3 separate regions of the Mus musculus genome follow, and regions 1 and 3 are each linked to region 2. The links are chromatin loops, found by intact Hi-C in ENCODE. Cell type or tissue: left cerebral cortex. All regions are shown on one strand.

What was found. A loop is a pair of places that touch in the nucleus more often than their neighbours do. Peaks named below come from ENCODE experiments on the same cell type or tissue, not always from the same donor. Only the 100,000 strongest peaks of a DNase experiment are listed, where the experiment ranks them.
Region 1: it touches region 2 in a loop (4-fold over the local background); 22 of 42 quality-filtered maps call a loop at or near these places.
Region 3: it touches region 2 in a loop (2.5-fold over the local background); 4 of 42 quality-filtered maps call a loop at or near these places.

The regions. Positions count from the first base shown.
Region 1 is chr15:27,933,641-27,941,640 of GRCm38, forward strand. The region is part of intron 1 of Trio (triple functional domain (PTPRF interacting)); the gene reads right to left. Among named protein-coding and RNA genes, the nearest start is that of Gm29975, 57 kb to the right of the region's middle. In left cerebral cortex, a CTCF peak has its summit at 4,162; DNase peaks (open chromatin) are centred at 3,511, 3,828, 4,148, 4,374 and 1 more place; H3K4me3 peaks cover 1,029 bases; H3K27ac peaks cover 2,938 bases.
Region 2 is chr15:28,014,672-28,022,671 of GRCm38, forward strand. All of the region lies in intron 1 of Trio (triple functional domain (PTPRF interacting)), which reads right to left. Among named protein-coding and RNA genes, the nearest start is that of Trio, 7.2 kb to the right of the region's middle. In left cerebral cortex, no CTCF peak of the experiment used is centred here; DNase peaks (open chromatin) are centred at 4,909 and 7,116; H3K4me3 peaks cover 672 bases; H3K27ac peaks cover 669 bases.
Region 3 is chr15:27,950,502-27,958,501 of GRCm38, forward strand. The region is part of intron 1 of Trio (triple functional domain (PTPRF interacting)); the gene reads right to left. Among named protein-coding and RNA genes, the nearest start is that of Gm29975, 41 kb to the right of the region's middle. In left cerebral cortex, no CTCF peak of the experiment used is centred here; DNase peaks (open chromatin) are centred at 883, 4,098 and 4,681; H3K27ac peaks cover 4,673 bases.

The DNA of each region.
Region 1 (8,000 bases), 81 kb before region 2:
GAGCACTCTATATCTGTCTCTCTCTCTCTGTCTCTGTGTCTCTGTCTCTGTCTCTCTCTGTCTCTGTGTCTCTGTCTCTCTCTCTGTCTCTCTCTCTCTTGTGTCTCTCTCTCTCTCTCTCTCTCTCTCTCTCTCTCCTGCCTTCAGATCCAGATCTAGAACTCTCAGTCACCACGTCTGCCTGCATGCCCCCATGCTCCCACCATGATGACCACAGACTAAACCTCTGGAACCATAGCTACGCCCAGTTGAATGCTCCTTTTTAACAAGTTGCTATGATCATGGTGTCTTTTTACAGCAACAGAGCACTGACTACAACAGAGTAATCACATATGGGAAGGTTGGATGTACAGGAGATGCCCAAGACAAGGTGTTGGGGGCTAGGAGATGGCTCTGCAGTTAGTAGCACACGCTGCTCTTGTGGACGGATGACCTGTGTTTGATTCGCAGCACACACGGCAACTCACACCTGCGTGTAACTCAGGCAACTGCACTCAAGTACACACACATACACAAAATTAAAAACTGTCTGTTTTTGTTTAGCAAGGATCGGTAGTCTAGGCCTTTAACACCAGAACTCAGGAGACAGAGGCAGGCAGGTATCTGTGAGTCTGTTGCCAGCCTGGTCTGCAATAGCGAGTTCCAGCATAGTGAGATCTACCTGGTGAGAACTTGTTTCAATAGCAAGGTTCTAATAACTTCCAGGACTGGATGTTTTGCTGAATCTATGAGAATCAAAAGTAGAAAGTATGCTGTGCTATGTGAAACATCAGAAAGATGGGTCTTAAAACTGGTACCTCATCAAGGGCATTAGTGGAACCCCATAGGTGTGGTCACCTCAAGGTTCTTTTTTGTTTGGTTGGTTGGTTGGGTTTTTTTTTTTTGTTTGTTTGTTTGTTTGTTTTTGTTTTTCTAGACAGGGTTTCTCTGTATGGGCCTGGCTGTCCTGGAACTCACTTTGTAGCCCAGACTGGCCTCGAACTCAGAAATCCACCTGCCTCTGCCTCCCAAGTGCTGGGATTAAAGGCGTGCGCCACCACCGCCCGGCCACCTCAAGATTCTTAAGCTCAGCTTTCTGAACTCCTGGTACTCTGGCAGTTACCAATGAGTTACAGAGTCTGGCTCTCAGTAGTACCCCACTACTGCAAACTTGAGCAGTTCTCCCAAAACCAACAAACCAAGGAGGCCAGGAATGTGACTGGGTGTGGCTGGAGAGACTCAGAAAGGGACTGGTGGGGAGCTGCCGTGAAGGAAAAGTGATTCTCTGTGTGCACCTGCCAGGTGAGCATGCCCAGCACACTGAAATGCTGTGTGCGCAAAGATGCTCCATTTCATAGTCATTCAACATTGGGAACAGGACACAGATTTACATGAGCGTTTAGAGCCAAGAAAGCAGTCCCTGGATTTTATAAACATATTTGTGTATAAACAAAGCCAAACTGGTGATTTTTATTTCGATGTCTTATTTTATAGGATCAGTAGCTGGAGAAGAAACTCTGTTTAAGACTTCACTGTCACTGTCCAGACTGGACTGATGGCCATTCCTATGAGCAGGGCCATACAGCTGGCAAAAAGATAAGCACAGGACCTAGGAACCATAGTCACCATGACACCTGCCTGGCTTCTCTCAACCCTCAGCCTCACCTGACAGCCACCACTTATTCTACCAAGGAAAGCAAAGCTAAAGAAGGTCTGACTTTCCTCCTTCCCATCAAACACCAAAGCCTACCCCATCACCACCACCATCACCACCATCACCAACAACCATTACCATCATCATCACCACCACCACCATCATCACCACCACCATCACCACCACCATCATCACCATCACCACCATCATCATCACCACCATCACCACCATCACCACCACCACCATCATCACCATCACCACCATCATCATCACCACCATCACCACCATCATCACCACCACCATCATCACCATCACCACCACCACCATCACCACCATCACCACCATCACCACCTCCACCATCACCACCTCCACCCTTCGCCATCTGCTGGTACAGCTTTAGCTGTTCCAAATGCCCCATCCCCAGCCACTCCCAGGAAGGTAAATTTCACCCCTCAGATAGCATCCCTAGACAGGAGAGAGGTGAGCCTGAGTAAAGCACCAAAACCTAATGGACGGAGCCAAGGACTCAGGAAGCAGAAGGTCACCACATCCTCCCTCCTCCCACAAGACTCTTCAGTTCACAGAGAAACCTTTTCAAAGAAACAATGCAGCCCAATATACCCAATGTGCATGCGGCCTTGGGAAGGAGACGAGGCACAAGGGCCAGGTGGGAAGACTGCACACTGTGCTACAAGCCTTCCTCCCCACATCTATTCCCCACCCTCTGTCCAAATTCTCCAGCAAGGAGGGCTCTTTGGGGACCTGGGATCAAGGGGATCTGATTCCTGATTTATAGGAGTTATTTCTGTCACTCTGTGTGCAGCCCATAAGTACTAACCAAAATTAGTCCAATGCCACTCACTTATCGGCAAGGTCCCTGGAGACGCTGGGCCAACAGCCTGGGCTGTCTCATTGTGGTTTTAGAAGCTGCTTTGCTAATGCGATCCAGATGTTTGCACTTCAAAAACTGTCGCCATGACATCAATGGAGCCCTATCATTCTTTTAAGATTTATTTTGTCTGTGTGTGTGTGTGTGTGTGTGTGTGTGTGAATTTGACAAAAACTAGGGTAAATCTGAGAAATGACCTTTAGGCAAGTCTATGAGGCTTTTCTTGATTCGTTACTGATGAAGGAGTGCCCAGTTCATTATGGGCAGTGCCACCCCTGGACATGCAGTCCTGGCATGTCTAAGAAACAAGCTAAGCAAGCCATGAAAACTGAGGCAGGAGGCAGTGGTATCCCATGGTCTCTGCTTCTGCTCTTTCCCTGGAACCCCTCAACTGATGAGGGTAACCGCTAAATCAAATCAACCATTTCTGCCCACAGTTGCTTTTCGTCAGCATTTTATCACATAAACAGGAGACAAACTAAAACAGCGTGCCTGTGTGTATGCGTGTAGACTACATGTGTGCCAGGGCCCACAGAGACTGGGAGAGGGTGTCAGATCCCCTGGAACTGGAATTACAGGTGGTGTAAGCCACTTGATGTGGGTGCTTGGAACTGAACCTAGGACCTTTGTGAGAGCTGCAATGAGCTTTTTCACCAGCCCCACCTTGCAGCCACCTAAATCTTCTGATGGTACCACCTGGTCATTAAACTAATACCACTGGGAAAATTAAACCCTTGTATATAGCGCTAGTTTGCACAACTAAGCCTCAGTTGTGGTGGGTTCACAGACCCAGAGACTACTGACTTATTGCAGAAGGCGGCAAGCCTGAATGTGTGGATCAGTGTCTTTCTAGCCCTTCTTTGACTCCTCTGTGGAATCACTTTAGGCTTGGAAGGGCCACAGCAATCATTTCCTCTCTCCTGGCTGCAGTTTCTTCCTGGGTGAGTCATGCATTTCGGAGAATCGTTGGAGCATTCAAAGAGAAAATGCATGCAAGCATCTTGCACCGGAGCTGGGCGGAATGTGGCACAGCTCACAGCAGCTGTCATGTGGCTATGACTGCCACGGGATGCAGTCACGACAGTGGAGAGGGGCATGGCCAGAGGCAGCGCACACGGCGGGGGTTCAGGTGTCGGAAAGGATGTGCTTGTATGGACATCCAGCTGAATACCCTTGAGCATCTGTCTCCTCCCCTCTCCAGCACACATCTCTGCTGGCCCTTCCCTCAACCAGTCACAGCAGAGCAAGGGAAAAGAGAGAAGCAGAAAGTCCAGAGGTTTTCTCTTCTAATAATGAAGCAAGTGGTTGCTATTGGCAACCAAACATTCCTGCCCTGCCCCCATCACCACTCAAGGAGACTCCGCTGCTTTGCACACTCTGGTCATTTTTCTGGTTATGATTTCCACCAGTGCAATCCCTCCTTGCGAGCAGGATAGCCTTGTTCACATTCCTGTGACCCCATGTGAAGGGCAGCCTGACAAAGGAAAAGCAATTTAATTACAAATGCGCGGCTGCAAGAAACCAATAGGGCCGTGGCAGCACAGAGGTATCTGTGTGAAGACAGTGACGGCATGCTGGCCACGTGGCCAGAGCTAAAGGGATTACATCATCTCCTTTGTGCGAGGATGAACTGCAGGAGGGGCTGTTCAGTGCTGCAAGCACCACAGGGAGCTGCAACGGAGAGCTGCGCTTCTGTGGAAAGTCGCCCTTATTTGTCTTCCGTGTCGAAAATAAAAACATGTCCCCCAAAGACGATATAATCAAGCAGGTTGGATTTTTCTAGCGGTTCATATTCATCGTTTCCCTGTGTCTTGTCTAATGCACTGTTTCGAGACTGGAGCGGTCTTGGGAGGAAGGTAGGACAGTTCTCCTCCCACTGCGCACAGACTCTCAGTTCCCCACACTGTGTGGCGTTCACTGCCAACAGAGACGGAAGAGCTGGTGTTAGGGAGGAGAGCTGGGCACATCCCCACGCAGGGCAACTTCTGTTCTCATTTACAGTGACTCCATTAAATTATAAACAAACAAACAAACAAACAAACAAACAAATAAATGAAAGCCGGGGTGGGGATGGGGGAAGGCGCCAGCCCAGAATGATGTTATTACCAAGAAGCCTGCTCACAAAATGTATCCTGTAAGCAAACACACCTGCCGCTAACGGTCATTCAAAACCTCGTCCAGCAGAGCAGCACAGGATCTGTGCCTACGGGTCATTTAGTGTGATCTCGACAAATGCAAATTAAACTTACAGAACAGAATAAAGGACGTCAGAACCCGCAGACACACACTCCATTGGTGATTCCCTCTTCCACAGACAGCCCAGTGAGTGCTGGGTACTCACTCAGTAAATAAGGAGGCCCAGCAGCTGGCTGGCATAAGTTTATAACAACCACCTCAGCCACCTCAGGATCACAGGATGGCCCTAGAACCAGAAATAATCCGCAGCCATTCCATGCCCAGGTCTGGTTTACAGAGCTGTCGTGAGAATCCTGTGTATGCACCTGCCTTGGGAAGAACAGCAGAAGCCTGAAGCCAGACAAGGGCAGTTTTGCAAGGCTGTCTACCCCAGCCTGTAAACACCTGAAGAGAGAACTGCATCCCCGTCACCAGGGTCCCTGTGCTTCACCTATGCAGTCTCCAGCTCAGAGCACCTGGAGGGGAATCAGACTCACAGGAAAGAACATCATTTTAAGGAAGTCAGCCTCTGGAAGCACACCCAAGAACTACCGCACCTTAATAAACTCCTTAGAGTCTCTAAGCAGGCTTGCCCTAAGCACTAACAGGCAAGCCTTAAAACCCTGAACATAGTGCCTGGCACACTGTGCCACAACAGTGCCAACAAACGTCAGCTCTACTGAGGACCATCTGCTCCAAAACAGAGCCCAACTCAGGATAGGTGAGAGGGACCCAGAAGGCAGGAACGACCCTGCTCGATGCACAGAGAACAAGGCTGGACCTGGGATCCGTTGTCTGCCCCCATAAGGCCCTGGCTTCAAGGACGCTGCCAGGGCCCTGTGTGTATTTAATCTACACAGTCAACACACAATTAACCAGTTGAGTAATGAATGGCTTGAATCAATTCATCTAACCCTACTAATCTATTCAATGTCACTTTGAACTGGCAGCGGATGCTTCTGAAATACATCCAGCACACTTCCCTGTAGCAACACTAGACAAAAGGTTTTGCAGACAGGATGCTCATTAGCAGATGCTCAGGTCGCACATCCATGTCTAATTGTTTTAAAAATACAAATGGAGTAAAGCTACAGATATGCATACATGATTTCTCCAAAATCCTTTGCTCATTTATATTGGTATTTTGCCAGCTTCTAATGCTGGGGTTTCCTAAATACAAATACAAAATCCACTGATACTCCTTAAACTCAGAGGTCTAAGCAAAATTGTAACAAAATCCCACCTTTTTAGCAATATAATCAGTCTAACTTGTAAACTCTGTTGACAAAGTAACAAGTATTTTGATGTGTATAATAATAATAATAATAATAATAATAATATAAGCACACTGATAATAGATGATTGATAGATATAAACAGATAAGATAGATGCCAGATTGATGGATAGATAGATAGATAGATAGATAGATCATGTGTTCAACTTGTAAGAAAGAATCTACAATGAAATCATAAAATGTAGTGGATTTTCCGAAGAAAGTAAGATACAAAGAATCAAGTTTTTCTTCCCTATGTGAACAGGTTACCATAATAGGATTGAGAACTAACAAACCTCTCCTTGAAGCTGTGTTTTACCACCTTTCAACATAATGGAATCCTATGTCATTAAAACTATTCCTAATTCTGACTGATGATCTCCATAATTCTGAGGTTCATATTCACACATCAAAGTAACAGACAGCAAAAGCAGCAGCAGCAGCAGCATCTAACTTGGCAACTGAGAGTTGAACAAGACATTTCAGTTTCTTTACTTGGCTCAGGACCCAAAACCAAGGGCAGAAAGGGAAGATACCACACACCCTCAATCCTGGTGCCAGGCACAGGAACAGGCCTAGCTGACAGGCAACTCACCTGAGCACACCCCGAGGCATCTTGGCTCAGTATGCTGAGGTACTGGGAAGGGAGAAGGTGGCACAGACAGTGGGAACGCTGTTTGCCATCTTCAAAGGCACATACTACCGATGTGGGCAAATGACACGGGGCAAAGGCCAGGAGAGATGCTTAAAGTGGCCAGGGCTTCAGGAAATGAAAGGAAGTGTCACTCATCCACTGTGTGCACATAGGGGTGTGTGTGTGTGTGTGTGTGTGTGTGTGTGTGTGTGTGAGAGAGAGAGAGAGAGAGAGAGAGAGAGATGGGGGTGAGACTCTGAATGATGGGTTCATGGATAAAAACAAAGCAAAGACACACAGATTAGCAGGTAACATCCCTCACTAAGAGATGCCACCCTTTTCCTTTTCTGGTTCCCAGTTCCCATGTGAAGGAACCAACATGAACCAGGACGGTGGAGGCTGAAACGGAGAGAGCTGAGCTGAAGACTAAGCTACTGTGACGCCCCATCACTGCAACGGAGGATGGCGATGGGGAACAGGTATGGGCAGAGCACGGTGATTAAGAAACAAGAGGGAGGTCTTGGCAAAGAGTAGTTTGCGTCCCTTGATTAGCTAAAGCACAATGACATGTTTTCATGGCTGTCGACTCGGGAGTTTGACTGAGCCTAAGCCCAGTTGTCCAAGTGCTTGGCCTTCCAAGGAGGTAACAGCCAGGGAGAACTGCTCGTTACATGGCTCCATGATCTTCCTGAGGTCACCCAGAGTAGAGACAGAAGAGAACCCCACCTCCGGCCATACTGTTCCCAGTGACACTAGTTTGAAACAATGATCTTGTGCCTTTATCAAAGTCTTGCAGCTTTCAAATACCACACTGGGTAAATCCTAGGAGCCTGTGTGCCTCCAGCCCATACCTGACCACTGTGACTCTCCCACCACTCCAATGCATCGTAAATCATGTTTTAAAGCTACACGTGGTGCGGGGTGTTGGGAGGAAAACACTGGTGATCCAAAGGGCTTCCTGTTTTAATATGAACTGTCACTTCCCGATTTGTCTCAAAAGGAAATGGACATTTGTTACTGCTCACGAGATCAACGAGATGGCTCAAGAGAGGAGAGAAATCAAATGGACAAGGAAGTTAAGTAGTCTGTTTCTCCGACTCTATCATTAAGGAAGAGTTACTGTCCACAATACTCACGAAACAGTTAATACAGACACACTCTAACACTAGGTAGCTCCAGTCTTGTTTTGCTTGGAATAGTTACTAAAACATTCAGTGCTTAGCGTGGACATTCAGTGCTTAGCGTGGGTGTTTACTCCTGTCGCTGCAATTATCTCCTTGGAAGGCCAAGCAATTGGACAACTGGGCTTAGGCTCAGTCAAACTCCCGAGTCGACAGTCGTGAAAACATGTCATGTCACCAGCCATGGGTCCCTTACACCCATCAGAACTTCACTT
Region 2 (8,000 bases):
AGTCAAAATTCTCCAGAATACAATTTAACAAGAATGAGAATATTTGTAGAAAGTGCAGAACACAGTATATAGAATTAAAGAGTTATCTCCCCAAATCAGGAACCAAAATTCCACATTATGACTTAATGCTTAAACAAATAAATGGGCAATACTCTGCCAGTAGCACAAAAAACTCACCCACTCTTTTCTGATCTGTAGAACTGAGTGCACGTGAGCACATGCGTGCACATACACTTGCATATTTCCTAGGAGCCCCATACTGAACCAGGAGTATCACTGCATTCTCTGGGGAAACTCCAGGGAAGGCAGCAAGCAACACCTTCAAGCCATGGCTCCTTACTTCAAGTGAGAGTGCACTGGAGTCCTGAGACCAGATGGGCCCAATCCAGCCTCATCTAGCTCACAGCCATTGCTACTGCAGATCCTATATAGATAGCTCATCAAACATCCTTACTGATAGATGCCCTGTCAGGTGTCCTGACTGATGTACCACCTTCCTTCTTAGTTCTTCTCTCTGGCAACTAATGCACAATGCAATGAAGACGATAGACTTCCGTCCTGTTAGTAAACTACATCTATTTGAAACTGATCTCTTTCCCTCTTGGAGACATCTTATTTCAAACTTTGTGCTGCAGCAACATTGGAAAGCAAGCCACAGGTGCAGCCTGGCGGCCTCTGGGGCTGAAGGGTTTATCTGTTTAGATGACTACCCAACCAGGCTCTGTGTGGAACAAAAGCTCACCAGGACTGGGGTTCACTCTCTCCACTTTAATGGACAGATGGACATCTCCAGATGGACATCTGTCTATCACTTTGGTAGAGGCAGGCATTCTGAAATTGCCTCCTGCATGTGAGGTAAGGGAAGCCAGACTCTTCACTATCAAAAGAGTCACAAACATGGAACCAGCAAGAAGAGCCCTGTGTGCTGGAGGCCTGCGTTCAACACATGGTTTTTCTTTCAGTTAGGTGAAGAAAGAGAGCCAAGGATAAGTGCAACCATGTAATTATGCTGAGTGTGTGTTTGGTTATGCAGTATTTACACACACAGTCACGAGCTCAGTCCACTGAGAGGTTCTGCAGGCAATGAGCACACTGATCGCCCATTCTGCTAAAATGAACCAGTAATGGCTGATCCCTGGGCCGGGGCAAGGGAAAAACAAGATGATCCTTGAACTATTTATTGTGCCCCGAAGTGAACAAGTACTAAAAATGAAATAAAATGATGGAGACGGGTTACAAAAGATAAAGGAGCCAGCCTAAAGCTGCTATTCAAATTGTGGACAATTTGAGCAGCAAGATAATGGCAGCAAGTTTGTAACTAACAGAACGCACAGGATGCCATTCATGAGGCCGTGCTCATCACACATGTAAGATGTGCAAAGGGAAAACGCCTTCTTGTGATGGAAAAAACCAACAGAGGAGGATACTGTTAGAAAAGCCACTATTTGGCAAAGCACCAACTAATAAGTAATTCAGACAATGATCTACAAGAGACGCCACAACTAACAAATAGAAAAAGGGGAAAAAAAGAAGGTTTCACACAGCTGCACATTATCTCACCACGAAATGCTAAGTAATTACAAGGGGAAAGGGACCTGGAGTGACCACCTGGATCATATGATGAAAAGTGACACTACCACACTGGGGCAGCTGGATGGCAGTGGAGTAGCTGGAGAGCAATGGGATAGCTGAAAGGCAGTGGGTACAGCTGGATGGCAGTGGAGCCGCTGCATAGTGGGGCAGCTGGATAGCAGTAGAGCAGCTGGATGGCAGTGGGCAACTGGATGGCAATGGGGAAGCTGGATAGCAGTGGGCAGCTGGAGGGCAGTGGAGCAGCTGGATGCAGTGGATAGCTAGACAGCTAGATGTAGTGGGGTAGCTGAATGCAGCGGGATTGCTCCTGGATGTGTTGTTACAGGAAGATCACCTGACAAAAACTCCACAGCCTGAATCTAATGGGGAATCACACATCTCAACCTGGCAGATGCTAACCAGTACACATATTCAATAACATCAAGGTAACGGAGAAGACAGACTAAGAAGTTGTTCTTATTAAAAGCATCCAAACAGCTATAAAACTAAATGCAATATGTGATCCTAAAATGATCATGGGTCATAATTTTCTTAATTGTTAAAAGTATTTTCGGCCAGGTGATGGTGACGCACGCCTTTGATCCCAGCACTTGGGAGGCAGAGGCAGGCAGATTTCTGAGTCTGAGGCCAGCCTGGTCTACAAAGTGAGTTCTAGGACAGCCAGGGCTACACAGAGAAACCCTGTCTCGAAAAACAAAAATGAAACAAACAAAATAAAGTACTTGCTGTCAACAGATTAAATTATATTAAATTGGTAGATTTTATATGATGGTATTGTACTCACACAGTATGATGCTATAGGCATATACTCTCAGCACTAGGGAGGCCAAAGCAAGAAGATTACAAATTCAGGGCCTACCCAGGTTACTTCATGAGATTCTATCTCGAAGGAAAAAAATCAATAATTCCTGACCTTCATCATTGTGTCAGGACATTTTCTTGCTCTCAGAAACACATATGGAACCATTTAAAGCAGCGGCTCTCAAGCTTCCTGACACTGCGACCCTTTAATACAGTTCCTCAGGCTGTGGTGACCCTCAACCACAGAATTATTTGTTGCTACTTCATAACTATAGTTTTGCTACTGTTATGGATCTTAATGTCAATATCTGATATGCAGGATACCAGTTATACCACCCCCACCCCCAACAGGGATCACGACCCACAGGTTGAGCTCTCCTGATTTACAGGCGATGGACGTCATCATTTCTACCGTTTGCTGTGGGATGGTTCAGGATCAAAAGGGAAATGATGTATCCAAATCCACAGAGGCAGACAAAACAAACAGGGAAATGGCAACAACTCGCAAATCAGAGAAAGCCTTCTTCTCTGCAGAGTATGAGTTCTGACCTCTCAAATTAGTTTCTTCCCCTTCCAAGTAAATGTATCTTTACATGCATTTAACAATGAAGACACAGCCGACTAAATACCCTGAAAAGGCAAAAGTAACAGCGAAGCTACAATTCAAAGAAGCTCATCCTGACCGCCCTTTGTATTACCCTTGGTTACTTTGAAATAAAAGACTTAACGTAATAATGGTTCAAAAGTAACACCCAAGCCGGGCAGTGGCGGTGCACACCTTTAATCCCAGCACTTGGAAGGCAGAGGCAGGCAGATTTCTGAGTTCCTGGCCAGCCAGGTCTACAGAGTGAGTTCCAGAACAGCCAGGGCTACACAGAGAAACCCTGTCTAGAAAAAAAACAAAAAACAAAAAACAAAAAACAAAACAACAAAAAAAAGGAATCCCCAATTTCAGACTAAAATACCCACCCAATTCTGTTCTTTTATTCGTCAATACACTATCAACTCTGAGGAGATCAGATCAACTGAGTCTCGTAAAACCGCATCCCAAATGTAGAAGAGCCCAAAACAAATGCCTAACACTTGTCTTACTAAAAGGAAAAGGAACAAATGACCTTCCCACCACCACCACAATCTCTCAATATCATCTGCTTGTACAGAGCATGAAAAACAGCAAAGGAGGGGGCAGAGAGAACAAAACAGAAACACAGACAAGCCAGGACGCCCATGGCCACTTAGGAAAACCACTGCTTGAAAAGATGCTCCCCAGCCCTCTGGCTTGTTCTTTCCCTAAGTAAGGAAGAAAGCCCTAGGACTCGTTACAATATATTACAAGGTAATGGCATAAGGAATCCCTTACCTGGCTAGCTCCATTGGGCCCTGCTCTGCCTCTCCTGCCAACACTGCATTCATAGCCACAGACATTTCCCAGCACTTTCACCCAGTCCAGACAGCCAAAGACACGGGAGCAATACGTCAGTCAAGACTTCCCCATGGTCTGCAACAGATGTGAGTCAAGTAAACCAAGCCAGCCATACTCCTCCCTTGGCAATGTGGGGCTACTTGTGTTATTTGTGTAAAAGTAGTATGCGATATAATTAGGTAGAAAGAGACACAGAAACTAAATTACAGAGCCCAAACCAACACAGGGAAACACTTGCTGTATCCTAGAACCTTTCAGTCAACTTTTACTTGGTACTACACTGTGGAATTATAGCTTTGACCATCAACACCCAAGAATCTATGTCTTACATTTCAAATGACAGTCCAGACTCTACAGGATGCGGTATACAGTGAGGCCCCTTTACTTGCCCAACAGAGGTTGGGAAAATAAAGGGAACAGGTATTTTTATAAGAGAGACCTGGGGCACAAGAAGCTGACAGAGACATCTGCAACCCAGAACCACACCACATGCTGAAGAGGAGATCTGAGTTTTAAAGAGAGAGAGACATCTTACATGGGACCTGGCAAATCACAGCACCAAGTGGCCAGTGAATGAGAATACTAACAAACAGCCAGCTTTTCTTGGAGGGCAGGGCTGGTGTTAATGGCTCTTATGCAGTATTCAGAATAATAGGTATGTTTGGGGAGTCACTTTCTCTGTCTCTTTGTCTGTGTCTCTCTCTCTCTGCCTCTCTCTCTCTCTCTCTCTCTCTCTCTCTCTCACACACACACACACACACACAGACACACACAGAAGGGGGACTCATCTGGGGTTCCCTCTCTTCATGAACAGTGACAATCTATGTAATCCAGTATCCCCAAAACCAGAATTACTAAGAAGAGCTCCATTTTGCTAAAAATCTTGTGGATTTCCACCATCCATCTTTCCCTTCTCCTCATCAGAATATGAGACAAGTCGATACAAAGAGGATGATCTGCAAACAGGAAGACAGGAACAGCCCATCTCCAAATCCCTAGAAAGCTTGTTCAATGCCAGAAGTACAGAGGCACTGCAGTAAAAGTCACGAGAGCGGGAAAACTCAGAGCAGCAGCAATCAGAGCTGCCAGTGTTGCAATACTGGTGAGTCGTGCTTCAAGCCACCAATCTTACCTCTTACTTACATACCAGATGGCTTCCCGCAAGGCACACTTCTCATGGGAACCCAGGAAGGAACTTTTATTTTCGGAGAAAAAAACCAAATTGGGTGATATATCTAGTACATCACACTTGTCTATAGGTGACTTTGTAATCCCCTCCCAAGAGGATCTTAGACAAGGAGCTAGGAAGCTAAAAGTCAAGTACATTTGTCAACAAAAGATCTTTGGCCTGCAGAGCACATGTGGCCCTCAGACTAAACACTCCACAGGGGGCAAAGTCTCTGGAGAGAGACAATTCCAGAGGTCACCCTCTTCCTGCAGCTCTGCTCACTGCAGCCCAAGTGAACATCTCTCACCAGCTCTGTGACAAGCAATATAAACTTTCCCAAGAAAGCAGGCGGCTCCTTATTTGGATCTTAAGGGGCTTCCTTAGGTGGATAAAGAATAGAAAGGGGAAATTATGAAGTCAAAACACAGTTATGAAGGAAATTTAATGTGTCTACTATTGACTAAGAATTGCAAATGAACATTTACAGATTAACCATAAATGTTCAGAGGGAGATTTCCCATAAACAAGGAGGTCTTGCGTGTAAGGCCTAATCACATCACAACCTTGGGACAGCCTATTAGAGATACTGGTCTCTTTAAGCCAGCAGGGAGCTGAAGTATAGAAGGGGTTTGGTGGAGAGTTAGGTAAGGCAAAGTTACTTTAAAGGAAGGAGAATCTAACACCAGAAATCAGGAAAACTCAGGGACAGAAAGCAGAGGTGACAGCCACACACCCACACCTGTAGGGCCTTCCCCCACAGCCTTAGGCTGCTTTTTATCAATTCAGAGACACAGGCAGGGACTAAGCCAAAATGTGATAAAGCAGCCAGCTCTGCAGTGGTCACAGAAAAGCTCCTCATGGCCATTCCTGTGCCACTCCTTTGGTGACAGCTCCTCCTCTGAGAACTCTGAAAAGAAAGAAGAGCACTCTGGGAGGGAGCCAGGGTCTTGCTCCAGCTGTGGACCTCTCCTGGCCGCTGCATCTGATTCAATAAAGTGAAGATGCAAAGCACACCTGTCCTCCAGGCAGATGGCTCGGCCCCTGCCAGCTCACCAAAGGACAAGAGAAGCAGGAATGAGGGAAAGGACACCCAGGCAGGAAAGACATTCCACAGGAATTCAGAGAAGTGCCACTCAAATGCTTTCTTCCTTCAGTGTCCGAGCAGGACCTGTCTTCCTGCCGTCCTGTCAAGATAACACGCTCAAGGTAACCCTGGCCACGCCACTGTAGAGCTGATGAAGGATTGGAAGGTCACCGTTACTGCTTTTTATCGTCTAACACAGCTCGCTCCTATCAACATAAGTGATTTTTCTAGGTAAGTGTGGCTATTGATTAAGAATATGACTTCCCTCTGGAATCCTGCCAAGAATATGAGATTAAAATTTTATTTTCTTCGGCGCAGGAATAAAGTAAACAAAGTAAGTATCAGCTATGGCTCATTTAAGTCGATAACTTCAAACGTTACCTCTTGCTTTCCAGTATCCAAATCCATCATCATAACATTTAAAAAGTCTTTTTTAAAAGTACCTTAATTGTATTTTGTTAATCATACCTTTTTTTAAAAAATCACAATTAATACGCCTTTCACTTTGAACATCACCACAGACTTCATTTTAAAATCTTGGCGAAAAGTTCAGAGAGTTAAAAGAGCATGGGGGGGGGGGGGGAAATCAAGTAACATCCCACCTCAGTGAGTGAGTTTGCAATGTCTTGATGGAAGACTCCTTACTTTCCTCTGAAACAGCTTAGCTAGCCGTGACACCTAAAAAGGAGCGACCAACACACACTAGCACAGAGCATCCCCACTCCCCTGCCCCCAAGCTTTCCTCCTCAAAACACTCAGGGTACCAGGGACCTTCTTGAGAACACAATCTCTGTTTAGTACGTGAATGACCACAGCTTCCAAGCCTCAGAACTCGAATCTGACGCCCGCCACTTCCTCGGTACTAAGAGAATAAATATCAAGAAAAGCTTCCTCATCCTCCATATGAAAACCATCGCATCAACGCATAAAAAAAGCTTGCATGCTGCTCCCTCCCAAGGTGACACACTCACGTTGTCCTCCCTCGGTAAGCGTCGTCCTCCCTCGGTAAGCGAGGAGCTGCAGAGGCACCCAGAATGAGACTTACTAAGAAAGAAACCCCAGCGTGGTGGCCTCAGAAGAACCACAAACCTTTGTTCTCCACACGCATTCATTTAACGCCAACCAAAGCATGCCAGGCAGGTTAAAAATAATGCATTTATGTAAGTGCCCCCCCCCTCCCCAGCCTGTGCACACAGTCTTGCAAGGTTAAATACGGAGCTCTGAAAGAATGATTTACTGCCACAAGGACAGGGACCCAAAATAGATTGGCAATAAAAGTGATTGGTCCCAGGGGCGGTGAGAACTAATGTAAGCAACATCCTGGCCATGAGAGGCATCCAGGAAGGAGCACCGGTGTCCTATCAGACTTCTCAGCCCTGATCCCATCCCTACCCAGCTGCACTCTGGGAGAAAGTCACAGGAGCTCCCTGTAAGTCTGACTCCCTATCTGAAAAAAAAAAAAAAAAAAAAAGCTGGTCCAGCTCCAGTCTGTGACAGCTCTTTGTTTTGGTTTAGTTTTGAAATTTTCCTCATCTTTTTTTTTTCAGTGTCCCATTCTGAACAAAGAAAGGTGAAGTTCAAATTCCACTGACAAACAACAACAAAACCAAAAACCCTGATGGCTGCCTACTCAACCCACTTCAGCACCAGTCAGCTTGCCACTGTAGACCAAGCCTAAGTATAGTTGGTCAGGATTGCCAAAATGAACAAGGAACTTCCTTTAGTAGAGTGTTTAGCAGAGAAGGCCACAGCAGCAGAAGAGGGGAGAGCCTTAGTGGGACAGGTGTTGGGTGACTTAGTCCCCTTTTCTGTTTATTCCTTTCTTGCTTCTTTACTAAGCTTGTGCCTCTCTCTCTCTCTCTCTCTCTCTCTCTCTCTCTCTCTCTCTCTCTCTCTCTCGGAGCCATAGACTAAAACTGGTACCCATGGTT
Region 3 (8,000 bases), 64 kb before region 2:
TTTCATCGTTTATCTCCATATCAGGTGCTGAATCTGGGTCCTGGAACATGCTAGGCAGTGTTCCTCCACTGAGCTAGAACCTAAGCTCAGAAAATACTTAGTCTCCTTAACAGTTGTACTGGCTGGTTTTGTGTGTCAACTTGACACAAGCTGGAGTTATCACAGAGCCAAGCCTCCCTTGAGGAAATGCCTCCATGAGATCCAGATGTAAGGCATTTTCTCAATTAGTGATCAAGGGTTGGAGGGCCCATTTGTGGGTGGTGCCATCTCTGGGCTGGTAGTCTTGGGTTCTATAAGAAAGCAAGCTGAGCAAGCCAGGGGAAGCAAGCCAGTAAGAAGCACCCCTCCATGGCCTTTGCATCAATCAGCTCTTGCTTCCAAGTTCCTGCCCTGCTTGAGTTCCAGTCCTGATTTCCTTTGGTGATGAACAGCAATGTGGAAATGTAAGCTGAATAAGCCCTTCCCTCCCCAGTTTGCTTCTTGGTCATGATGTTCTGTGCAGGAATAGAAACCCTGACTAAGACAACGATTCAACAACCACGGTCACACGTCACTTTGAATTTTACCCTTAAAAATAAGCCATTTGATAATACTCTACCACTCCAGTACTGTGTGCCAGGGGATCTTACTCCTGCAATCACTGGCTGAATCCGCCAGTCCAAATTTGTCCTTTTCTCAGTGAGACCAGAGAAGGTGAACCTCCTTCACAGCACAGCCTTCAACAGCTTTCCCCACGAATTCAGCGCTCAAGCGCAAGCTCACAGATTAGAATGGAGACCATGGAGCCGATGCACACTTCTGGAATGTTTCCATTTCATGAAACCTCTGATTTCAGAACATCCAGTAGCATATTCCCAATGAGAAGCTACACGTGGCCACCACAACCTCCAACATTCATTTATGTAATCCTTTTGGTTTGCAAAGCATTTTCTCAAAGCTAATTAGCTTGCCAAATGTCTAGCCTATAAGATAAGTGTCTCTACTGTCTATACATGAGAAATGCAAGTCCTGGAAAAGGCCCAATGAATGATTTACTGAGAGGACCCAGCGAGAAGAACTACCACTCATGAACCATTCTGTTCACGGTACTAAACTGGAGCCTAAATTTGTTTGAGATTTGATCACTTTTACTCTTAGAATTTGCTAATTTGTGTAAGTTTTAGACAATACTCAGGATGCTTAAAGTAGTCTTTTAAAGTATCAGTTACTTGGAAAGCCTTAGCCAGCTTGCCTAGCTGTAATTCCAATACTGAGGATGTTGAGGCAAGAGGATTGTATTTAATATGCGACACTAGTAACAAAAGATACTTCTTAATATGTACCTCTAATACGTACTCTAATATTCTTAAAGTCACATTAATACCATCCTGGAGGGAGGATCATGTCCCGCTTTGATTTGGTTTTGTTTTATATGGATGTCATTTTTCTCTCTTAATTAATTAAAGAAACTAGGTCACTGTTTTTTCTCAAAGAGAACAAATGCTCCTACATTCAGCTTTTCTTATAAAGTTAAATCAAAAGCTCCAAATTTCTGTGATGTCTTAAACAGATTGGCCTTACTATTAAGACTAAGCAGAATGCATGCCACGTATACTGGGAATGAAGAAGAGCTATCATTTTCTGCAGTAGTGCATAGATGAAGTCAGAATATCCAGGGACTTTGTCTTTACAAACCACACTCTGCACCACTGGAAATCAAGCAGCCATGCATGCCTCTTAGCCCACCTGTTGACTGTTTCTAGGAAACCGACTAAGTATCTTTTGTAGCAGTCTGCAGACCCTGAAGCATACAATGTTTCACTTTAAACAGTACCCGGTACACTCCAAACTGAAACAATGTTTTACACCTCTGGTTGTCCTGGAAACCCCCTCCACATACCAGACTGGCCTCGAATTTACAGGCATCCACCTGCCTCTACCTCCCAGATGCTAGGACTAAAGAAGTGTGTCACCATACCCAGCTCGGAAACAGTTTTCATATTGTTTTCCTTTATTTATTGCACCAAATAGTTTTTCAAGATCTTTTAACTCAAGAGCACAGAATGTGTCCCCACCTTTGTAAGCCTCTGTTCAGGCTTATTCCATTATCACCTATTCCTAAAGATGACCCTATGTGTCCAGTTGATTCCCTACTCGAATGAGCCCTTTCAAATAGTTTTTGAAAAAATTAAACAAAAAATTCATGTTTAAAATGTTCACTCTTTAATTGTTTTGATAGAATTTTTACAATTTACATCATTCCTCTCCTAGATTTATGGCTAGGAGGATAAAAACTCTCTTAGAGAGCCCCTTAACTTCTACTCTGTGCACCTGCTACATGAAACCGGAAGTGTTGGTGTCCGTTTATTCCCTCAGCAACCATTTCTACCCTGCCTACTGCATGCTATGCCAGTCAACAAGGACAGACAGTTCCTGCCTCATAAAGGCTGACTGGCCTTCAGGAGAACAGAAACACCTGAGATAATAAATACCCCAAACACAAGCCAATGTGGAGCTGAGAGTCTAGAGGAAGACATGACAGGGGCCATGAGTTAGCACAGGGGCCACGGAGGACCTCTCTGTGCAGGAAACCTAACATGGAAGCCATATTCACCAAGGAGGTGGAGACAGTATGGGAAATATGCTCACTTCAGCAAAAGGAACGGAGGCAGAGGCATTGTTCACATCTTCTTCCAGGAACTCTTGAAGCCCAGGATGGAGCACTATGTACTGAGAAAGATGGCGGTAAAACCCCAGCTCTGACACCCCAGCTCTGACACTTTGACCTGAAGCAGTCGCCACTGCTTTGCTCTGCCCTCCACCACAGCATCACACATGAGGACAGCAAGACTTGACCTTGAAGGTCAGCTATAACCACAGATGTGCTTTTACCCTTGGGGCCGCTGGGGCTGTGGGTGTTATAATTAAGTCCTATATTTGCCACCAGACTCTCAACACCTGTAAGGCCAGAATCCTTAATGGAATGAGCATGCACAGGTAGAGTCTCAGTGAGTAGTTACACTTCTGCAAGCTACCTATATGTCTGCAGTCATATATCTAATTTATGTAACTTTGAAAGAAGTGTCACAGTGACACCATATGCTTGCATATTTTCTGTTTAGTCACTTAGGGAACTCAGAGAACTGGTAAATGAGCAAAGTTGGTAAATGTTTCTCCTGTGCAGAGGCTCCTAGAACCAGACATGCCCAGCAAGCTCAGGAACAGGTGCCAGCAACAGACTGTGAACCTAACCCTAGATACAGATAGCCTGGAAGGTCCAAGCGCAAATGCATCTGCCCTCTGGCCTGAGATATCAGGGGTCATGACTCAACACTGAAACTCGAGAATGGCAACTGGCAGCATCTGTTGCTTAGACCATAGGGCCATACTGCCACCGCTTTGTCTGTCACCAGCTTTAACATTCATATCTGAAGACAATCAGGGTCTGGAGCATTAGGCACTGTTTGAAAGAGGGCTCTTTAGTAATGCTGTGCAGAGCAGGCCATGGACTGGGCAAGAGCTGCTAAAGCTAAGTCCCCACGCTGGGATGATGAGATCAAGCAACCTTGTGACACCTACTGTTTAAGTGAACGTTTATAGGTCTGCAAAAGCAACCCTCAGGGAACCTATACAGACAGTAGTACTAGTGTGCAATAAGCTGTATCCACCACTTTCTCTCTAAGGGAAGAAAGAATTGGTAGGCGAGAACAGAGACACTGAAGGTGCTATGCCTGGGTCGCCACTTTCATAAGCTCCTCTGCACACGCCTCACACATGATTAAGACTCGCTGGTACCTTGTACCACGAAGCTGAGAGCGCTGATCCCAGAGAAGGGTATGAAAGAGAAACCATCAAATGAACTGGGGCAGTGGGGAGGCAAGGGGACAGAGAAGGAATGTGACAATAAAAATAAAAAGACCAGTCACAGCAGGACAGCCACTGCAGCTCTAGAGCAGCATAGAGTTCGTCACCTGTGTGTCACCTGCACTGACAACCTACGTAGTCATCCAGGATGAGCCATGTGGTTAACTATCCCCACAGCCCTTAGCTCCGCGCTCCTCCGTTCTGTTTTATATTTAGTAATCTATGGGGACATCTGTAGTTGTCACAAAGATGGGGGAGGAAGGTAACCCACTATACACCTACTCCCCATGCTCATTTGCATCTTGCTCAACTCCCCAGAATCTTTTCAGATATCCCCTAGCAGGAGAAAACCCTAAGCTAAGACCTCAACTCCATTCTGTTTATGAGGAGGAGCCATTTCCAGCACTGTTTCTGGACTCCACAGAATAGTAACCACCAATGGCCAGAGGAAGGCTCCCCACTAGAGACAGTCATGGCATTGGTAGTGACATGGCTCATACTATCTGCGTCACCAGTGAGAACATCTGCAAGCTCTCTGCATGCAGAAGTCTCACAGCAACGGGGATCAGTGCACTCCACATTCTGAAGACAGTATGGCTGTCAAGCTGTGCTCTGCAGACTGGCCATGGGGACCACAAATGTTCAGTGCTTCTTGGGGGGGGGGGGCTTCTGTCGTGGAGTGGAGCTGACTGTCCCTTAAGCCTCCAGCAATGAGGGCAGGCTGTGTTCCTCTCAGCACCCATGGAGAGTCACAGCTAAACCTTCGCACAGCAAATAAATGCTCACATATGCCATCTTCTTCCACTTGTTCCCTGCCAGCAGCGGTGCAATGCTGGCGTTCTTGGTGCGAATGGGTCTTACTTCAGGCAGAGCATCCCACGGTCCACAAGCACAGGGCTAGGTATGAGAGTGTTATCACCAGCCCCAGAGCATCTTGCCGTGTTCCAATTTTATCTTAAATGTATTTTTAGCATTTAGATACATATCACAATTAATTATAAATTGAAATATAAAGGAGATAGGCAGGATCTATTCTGAGTCCCTTTAAATAGATCTGAATTTCTGCCTCTCATTTTGTGAGCACATTCCTGAAATTCTCTGACTAATTTCTGGTTTGTCCCAGCCTACAATTTGAATGATTCAACACTGTCAATTACAATACGAGATGTTCAATCCACCTTAACAAGAAAGCAAGCTTTTTCTACCAAGTAAAATCTTATAAAGACAAAACCATTCTACTAGCAAATGGGACAACAAAGCACACAGGTGTTGATGTCACTGTAGAGGACTTAGTCAAAATAAGATGTGATCTGTACCTGTTCCATTTCACATGTGGCCTCCTGACACAGCTCAGCACACCAGGAGACCCTCAGAAGGACACCGCAGGCAGCGGCCAGAGAGGGCTCGTTCGGGTCCTAACACCTCCCAGGCAGCTGCAGTTATGCTGTGCGCCTCCCTCTCTGACATTCCCCAGCCGCCTGTCCTCTGAGACGCCTGACACACTTTTGTCAATCACAGGCTCACATGGTCGTAGCTGGGGACCATTTTTCTAGGCTTCAAAAAATAGCCTGTGCTCAGTGCTCCAGCTGAGACATCAGGGAGAGCTAGCAAGTGAAGGTCTCAACGTGCGGATGGTTCTTCCTACTGAGACAGTCATCGAGGACTGTCCTGACACCCCACAAAACAGACCAGACCCAAAGCTCCAGGGGCAGAATGCAGCCCTGTGACACAAAGTACAGCTCCCTCACAAAAACTCCACAAGCACTAGCAAAAAAGAGAAAGAAAACACTACACCTTTGTTCCCTTTTTACCATACTGCACTGTTGGCTTCCTCTATTAGGAACCCTGCATGGGCCTGCTTGCTGGCCCACACAGGAGAGCCCAGGCACAGATGAGAGCCCTCCATGAGAGAATACATGCTATTAGAGACAGCTGCCCTCGCTGTGAACTCCAGATGTGGTAAGCATGCTAGGGGCAAAGCTGGGCTCAGGACTTTGCTTGGTCAAACCTTCTTCTCTGCAGGAAACCAACTTCTAGCTTATCGTCCAGCCCCTCGTGGGGTGGGTGAAGGCAAGTGAATGCTGCTGCTTCCATCTCCTAGCTATATTACTAGCCCACTTAGGAGTACGAGTCTCCACTGAATGACTTCATCCCCCTACTGTGACCCCATCAGATGGACGCAGTGTCACTCCTGGCTGAGGCTTCAGGTTGCCGCTCCAGGCTCTGGGTGAGCCTTCACACAGGTAGGTGTTCCTTCCTCATGGAGCCATCTTTCTTTGTCACTTCTTGCACAGTTTAGAGGATCATGGTCCTGAGAAGACATACTGAGCTTCTCCTCGGCTGACGGCACCAAATATATAACAGGCCAGGCCATTGGCCAAATCGTCATAGCCATGGTCCATATAAGGCAACCCTTAGGTTCTTGTATCAGTGTCACCATGGTCCTTATAAGGCAGCCCTTATGCACTTGTACAGCCCAGGGGTCGCCATGGTCCATCCGTATACGTCAGCCCTTATATACCTGTACCAGTGCAGGGGTCGCCATGGTCCATCCGTATACGTCAGCCCTTATATACCTGTACCAGTGCAGGGGTCGCCATGGTCGTGTACATCAGCTCTTATATACCTGTACCAGTGCAGGTGCCCCTTCCCCTACCATCAGTGTATTTACCCTCTGCTTTCTCCTCATGCTGGGACCAATGGGCAATATCCCCACTTTCACCTTGTAGGCAATGAGTTTAGAGACCGTGCCCTAATACTTGACACAGTATGAGCTGCTGGCATCCACACACTTCCTGAACACTTTAAAGACAGAACAGCCAAAGTCCCTGATATCTGAAATATATCACGGCGGTGGTAGGGATGGGTGGTGGGGTTCGGGCTATTAAAATTGTGCAATTTTTCTGTTTCTGTATGTTTTCCCCCAAAGCTGTCCCATGAGCCTCTGCTCATATTCCGAAGACCCGAGTGGACTCGTCTGTCTGGCAGACACAGCTTTGCCGCTAAGGATGGTGCTCCACCTATGCTCCACCCCTTGAGTGGAGGCGCAAAGCTGCGGCCAGCATGTTCTCCCTCCCTTCTGCCACCTCTATCCACAGTGTCCCAGTGAGGCCAGCAGTGCGGGATGCTGGGCTACCAAAGCACTGACAATCAGGCTGGTTACTGCAGATACCGTGCTTCATTGAGTTCCACGGCCAATGATGAACTATAACGCTGTGATTAGAATTCTCTGTCTTCTACTTTCCTGTAAGTACACAATCTAAAATTAAGCAATACTTTAATTTACACAAAAGAAAACTAATTTGATAAACCCTCCTGTCTGTCTGGCCTGAAATGGCATTTGGATTTTTGGATTACTAACTTGAGACTCTGCAAATAAGCTTACCCTGTTGTGCACTCTGGGTGAGTCCTGCTGGTGACAGGAAGCTGTATGCAACTGCACTCCTTGGTTTCCAGACTCCAGAGTCCTTCCTTTCATAACACAACTGTGCAAGCAGGGTGGCCAGGCTGGCAGTTTTGCTGAAGCAAGTGTCCTTGTTCCTGAGCAGCGGCACTGGTTAGACAGACCATCATCGTCTCCTGTCTGCCTCTCTGCATCAAGCCCACCTCCTCTATGTGTGCATCTGCAGTACTGGCTGCTTTCCCGGGCGCCTGCCGACCCTCTGGTGCCATCGCTTCCTTTCCGTCAGGTGTACTAGTCTGAGTAGCACAGAAGCGCAGAGCATGATGCACTGGGCCTGTCACTCAGAGGTCCTGTCCATCAGAGGACTCTTTCCTTTTGTTCCTTTAAAAGCTGGCATCATGCCCTGTTCCCCAGTTTCACGTGGCTCTTCTGAGATTAGTATTTCTGTTTCTGTGCCTACCCAGATCCACTGGGGGAAGGTTCCCTCAAACAACTACAAAATGATAATGCTTGCACTCAAGTGAAATATGTTCCTCTGGTGAGCCATTCCACTCTCCCTCTACCAGGCTCTATTTGCTGGTATTTGCCTGGTATCATCTGCTAATACCCCCAGGATAACCCCTTACAGATCATCCACGAAAGCAGGCAGACAAGCCATCTTGCACATGTACTCCCTAGCCTTCAGAATCGCTGAGAGTGCTCACTCTGCGACTGTCGCCTTCCGTGTGGCTTTTAGCGCCTCTTTTCTTCACTT